Linked DNA regions of Homo sapiens: region 1 is linked to region 2. A link is an interaction called in ENCODE POLR2A ChIA-PET data of the cell type or tissue named here. Cell type or tissue: OCI-LY7. All regions are shown on one strand. Links, peaks and the distances in the headings refer to the core of each region. The heading gives the core; the rest is flanking DNA.

Evidence for each region. ChIA-PET counts read pairs that join two places held together with the same protein. Peaks named below come from ENCODE experiments on the same cell type or tissue, not always from the same donor. Only the 100,000 strongest peaks of a DNase experiment are listed, where the experiment ranks them.
Region 1: POLR2A ChIA-PET joins it to region 2 with 8 read pairs; 2 of 35 experiments call an interaction of 5 or more read pairs at or near these places.

The regions. Positions count from the first base shown.
Region 1 is chr4:139,123,495-139,126,415 of GRCh38, forward strand. It overlaps ELF2 (E74 like ETS transcription factor 2), which reads right to left. Exons shown (of 10, transcript NM_001331036.3): 4 at 1,670-1,835. Among named protein-coding and RNA genes, the nearest start is that of ELF2, 52 kb to the right of the region's middle. In OCI-LY7, for the core only: no CTCF peak of the experiment used is centred there; no DNase peak of the experiment used is centred there.
Region 2 is chr4:139,212,513-139,215,433 of GRCh38, forward strand. The region is part of intron 1 of LOC105379412 (a long non-coding RNA gene); the gene reads left to right. Among named protein-coding and RNA genes, the nearest start is that of ELF2, 37 kb to the left of the region's middle. In OCI-LY7, for the core only: no CTCF peak of the experiment used is centred there; a DNase peak (open chromatin) is centred at 1,769; H3K4me3 peaks cover 1,415 bases; H3K27ac peaks cover 2,500 bases.

The DNA of each region.
Region 1 (2,921 bases), core at 223-2,722, 89 kb before region 2:
TCCTATTCTGAATTGGTTTTACTTGAATTAATCTAAATTAATAAAACATTTACAGTCAATTATACCAATAATAAGATTCAACCAATCTGCTCTGGTATTTTAATGTGATAAACATCCTAATTTACTAACTTATGCAAATTTGGTGCTATAGTTTTTATCTTTTTTAAAGTTTCCAACTTGCTATCAAAATCATAGTTTTCCTTATTTTTTGACCAAAACACCATCCAGAAATTTCAAACAGGTTCTACTTTTTTCCATTCAACTTAAGCTACCATACTTTTTTCTTCTGCTATTAGTGTTCTGTTTAGTTATGCTCTTGTAATAAAATCAGTTACAATATATAATCCAAAACATCATCCTACAAAATACTTTTAACTGTTCTACCTATCCTTTTCCTCAAGAAGAAAATTCAACTCTGCCACTATACTTCTAGCTTCAGACTGGAAAATTCTCCAAACTCTCATAAAAAGATATGCACTATATACTGTAAATCAGATACCACTCCAGACTACAGTCACGAAGCCCATATGAAGTCCTTGGATGCCTGGTTTTTTGTTTATTTGTTTAGAAATGGGGTCTTGCTATGTTGCCCAGGCTGAACTTGAGCTCCTGACCTTGAGCGAGCCACCTGCCCCAGTCTCCCAAGTAGCTGGGAGTACAGATGCACACCACCACACCCAGCTTGGCTGCCTATTTTGATAAATGAATTTTCCATTATACCTGAGGTTTGCTAGCACTGCAATCATCAGTGCTCTGAAAAGCAAGGTAACTTTCAATCCCTTAGCTCCACAAAAAATAAAATTAGAGGAAGAACAGTTTTATGCTGGAAGAGGCTAGTAGCCCTAAGGGGTACTACTGGACCTCATAAGAAGAAATACATCACATACTCAAAATTTTAATCATGAAAGTTTCCTACATTTATAAAAATGTATCAAAATAGTAAAGAATTTTTACTAGGATTAAACAACAAGTATAATGATTCTTTTTCTCCATTAACAGCTAAAGATGATACATTTGCATGTTTATTATTATGTAAGAGTCACTACAATCCTTCTGATAAAATACTCTATTTTCTTCATAATCAATGGCAAAAACTAAAAGATTTCTCTAAGAATTATAGATACTAATCTCCAATTAAACATATAGCTATCTCACCAGAAATAGACTGAAATACTAAGATCTCTAAGACGACAAAAAGCAAAGAGGAAACTGATAGAACACTACAATGATGCTTCTGATATTAATGAAAAGAAATCTTATTGCTCCATCAATATTAACTCAAAGAAACTCATAATCAATTAGACAATGATAGAATACCATTTTTTTTAATTTAAAAAGCTGTCCTCATAATACTAGCCTATTGACTTGTATAAATAACAGCTAGGATTTATACTCTCAGAAAAAAAATAATAAAATAACTTTATCATTATGTGAAGCTGTAATTTTGTGCATAGAGTCCATGATATGAGACTGTTACACCTCATAGAATTATACAATAGAAGTTTTATATCTACACAAATTCCCTTAAACATAGATGTTTCACTGGTTTCCAAGCTATACTAAATAGCATTAAAAAGGTTTTTCAGTATATTTTTCATCTGGCAATAGTATTGTTGAAGCTTACAAAATGAGAAAGTTATAAATAATGAACATTTTATGAGATGTCTACCTGTTTCCACATTCTCGGTCTCAACTTCTTGTTCTTCTGCCACATCTTGCATCATATAAGTCTCATCATCATAAACCAGAACCTGGGCTGCATAGCCCTGCTCTAATCTGGCACTTGGAACTGGCTCCACAATCACTGCTGGATATTCAGAAACCTTTTCACTTTCCTATAAGAGCAAATTTAAAGAACAATCAACCTTTGTATTTACAAATTCTGAATTCACTTATAAATCCTTGAACTAATACAGTCTCGAGCAGTCCACATAATGAGTTTCAAATATTATAAATATGAATGTAAAAGCCAAAACAAGAGATGAAAAGGGCTAACTTTAATAATCCTTTCAAGTCTCAAGAGGTAAGACATAGATTAAACATTTTAAATAATCTGTGCTTTAGGATTAAGTTGGCAGATTAAAAACATGCATATAATTTCACTTAATTATGAAAGCTGACTAAAACAACAGTAAAAGACTCTTTTATACCTAAACCCACAAGGACAAGAGGTGAGAGCAACAAACAAGAAGAGGTAAGAACAACAAAATCCTGGAAGACTGAAAGTGTCTGGATGAGTATGGAGTGGGTTAGCAGACCCAGCAAAGCCAAATCAGTCTGGCAGCAAAAAAAAAAAAAAAAAAAAAATCTGAGAAACAACACACTGTACAGTGTAGAGAATCTACAGAAAGCAACACCAATTACATGCACTTTTGATTCCTAGACCTTCTCTCTCCTTCATGATGCTAAGCAACCAGACCTCCTCCACCTCAGCAGAAGACAGGTTACTTTCCAGAGAGGAACAACAATAGCATCTTTGAGGCATAATAGGCACAGTTGTTAGCATCATACTCTACCCAAAATGGAGTGTCCAACTAGCTTTTTAGTCCATCACTTTTAGTCATGAACAAAAAGCCAAATATTCATATTCCACACACAGAGAAGATATTATAAAGTAAGAACAGATCACAATTCAGTAAAGAACATTTTAAAATACAAGTAAAAGAATTTTTGGAAATTAAAGATACAATAGCTGAAATGAATACAGGCTTGGAAGATAAAATTGAGGCAATCTCCAGGAACCAGAGGAAAAAAGATAAAGCAATAGAAAACAGGAGAGAAAAGATGGCAATATTAGATGACCAACCAGTCCAGGAGGTCCACTATCTGAATAACAGAGTTCCAAAAAAATAAATCATAAGGAAAAAACAAGAAATAGAAAGGAAAAAAAAAAAAGGTTTGGAAAGAAATCAACAAGAAAG
Region 2 (2,921 bases), core at 276-2,775:
AAAAATTAGCCGGGTGTGGTGGCGGGTACCTGTAGTCCCAGCTACTCAGGAGGCAGAGGCAGGAGAATCGCTTAAACCCGGGAGGCAGAGGTTGCAGTGAGCCGAGATCATGCCACTGCACTCCATCCTGGGTGACAGAGCCAGACACTGTCTCAAAAAAAAAAAAAAAGTATTTTAAGATGGCAACAGCAGAACACTAAACCAAGTACAGGGCCCATCTAAGCATGGGGACATGTGCAGCCACACAGGTTGCACACCCATGAGGCCGGTTCTGAAGAGGAGTGATGTCAAGTTGGAATGCCATGCAACATGGCAGGTTATTACAAAAGTTGGTTTGCATGGGTAGTTCTTTTGCTATCTGTTAAATTCTATCACATAGGCAAGTCTCTGTTTAAACAACTTATAAAACTGTGTTTACCAGGGTAAAGAAAAGAGTAAAGCTCTCTGGAGATCACTACAATGTAGGGTGAAAGAAGAATCAAGCAATAATAGAACACAGAGAGCTTAACTTGCCCAAAGTTACATATACATTATTCATTATTCAATATACATATTCATTATTCATTATGTATTTGAGCTAAGACTACAGAAACCCTGTTCACTTCTCTCCACCTCCTGACTGCCTCGAGCACTACAGTGTCCACAAGCCTTGGAAATACAAGGAAAATAGTATATTTATTTTGGTTTGTTCCGATTAACATTTGGACCCATTGCTTTAAATGTAAAGGTCCTTTACCTGAAATGGTATCTGGAGGTTGAAAAAATATATTGAGAATATTATTCGAAAATGTAAATTATCTGCTGTCTAAAAATAAGTTTATCTTAGGAGTGATGATTGCACATTATGAATGTACTTAATGAACTGTTTGCCTAAAAATGGCTACAATGGCACAGTTTAGGTTATGAATATTTTACCACAATTTTTAAAATAAAATAAATTTATCCCAGATTTCCCAACTTTTTAGACACCCAGTACACGTTGGACATTGAAAGCCATCTAATATATGTTATTGAGTGAAGACCCATGTTATTCCACACTATGGATAGGCTGTATCTTTTTTTTTTTTTTTTTTTTTTAGACAGAGTTTCACTCTGTTGCCCAGGCTGGAGTGCAGTGGCGCGATCTCGGCTCACTGCAACCTCCACGCCCCGGGTTTAAGTAATTCTCCTGCCTCATCCTCCTGAGTAGCTGGGATTATAGGCACCCACCAACACGCCTGGCTAATTTTTGCATTTTTAGTAGAGACGGGGTTTCACCATGTTGGCTGGGCTGGTCTTGAACTCCTGACCTCAAGTGATCCGCCCACCTCGGCCTCCCAAATTTCGGATTACAGGCGTGAGCCACTGCACCCAGCCAGGATGTATCATTTTTATGTAAGAATACTGAAACAGAGAGTAGACAGGAGCAGACAGTCTTTTTAGTTCACATACTTTTGCATTATTCTAATTGTTTATAGGGTGCATATATACTGTTTTAAAAATCATTTTTGACAAGATATTTCTATTTGGGGGATGGAAAAAATGAAGAAACAAATACATTAGAAACAGTCCTCATAGTTAGGAATTAGAGAGAGCCTGGATCTGCAGGTGTTCGGCTGCCTCATGGGCCACTGTTGGCCACTCTGAGATCCGCTTCATTACTGTGAACACAGACCAAGGTCCTGCATTCAGAGCACGCTCTAACCAAAAAGCCGGGTTCTGGTGAAGGCTCTCTTATTGGCTCTTACACGTCTGCCTGCTTGGCGTGTCCTCATATGGCCTTGCCTCTGGGTGCATGGGAAGAAGCAGAGCTCAGGTTTCTCTTCCTCTTCTTTCAAGGACACCAGTCCCATCAGATTAGGGCCCCACCTTCTGACCTCATCTAACCTTATTTACCTCTTTGAAGGCCCTGTCTCCAAATATAGTCGCACTGGGGTTAGGGCTTCAACATATGAATTTGTGAGGGGTGGTAGGGGGACACAATTCAGTTCATAGCAATACCTTTTATCAAATTGTCTTTCAGAAAGATTATACAAATTTATACTCCCTTTAACAGTGTTTGAGAGTGGCTATCCTGTACTCTCAACAAAGATTTTAACATTTTAAAAATCTAGATTATTTTGAAAATGGATTTTGAGGACCTCCAAGGACAAATGTTCATAACTGTACAAATAGGAGGCTTGGCTAAGTGACTTGGGTCAGGATAAACATTTCAATATTAAATACTTTAGAGACTCTCAGATTCATTTCCTTGCCTGTGGGTTACATAACATTAAGAACTTTGGTTTGTCTTTGAGCCTGGGAGGTACCCATGCCTCATAACTAGGAAAAAGCTTACCTGTGCACTTACATACTTTTCTAAAACCTAATGGAAGCAGTGCCCTAGTGCAAGGTTTAGAGAAAATGAAAATGAGTTGCTGAGAAAGGAACTAAAAAGTATTCTGGTAGATGAATTGGGTGGAATGTTAAAAAAATGTGAAGGGAGAAGTCATCTTGAGTACTGGGATTGAGAAGAATTCTTTGATATTAAGTTCCATAGCCTTTGGGTACTTATTTGATCACAGCTGCTTTTCTAATCCCTAGTGGTAGCTGAGCCCTAGGGAATCTTTTTTTTACTCAAATCAACCAGGGAAATGATGACCCCTTTCTCTGTGTATCTCCTTGTCAGGCAGCAATAGACCACATCTTCCAAACTACCAGACAAGAAGAAAACAACAGATTTTTTTTGCGTATATACTAAAGTCCTACTACAGATTGCAGGAGCTCAACTGCTTACAAAAGAGGAAAAAGTACAACCATGGTCTGCTCTTTCCTTGCTTGCCCTTTGCTTCCAGGTGCAATGATTTCATAGACTTCTTTGCTAATGGATAGAGCCCAGGGGGAAATAGAAAGAACAAAAAAACCTTGAATTTTTTTAGCATTTATATTTAAGCATAGCTTTA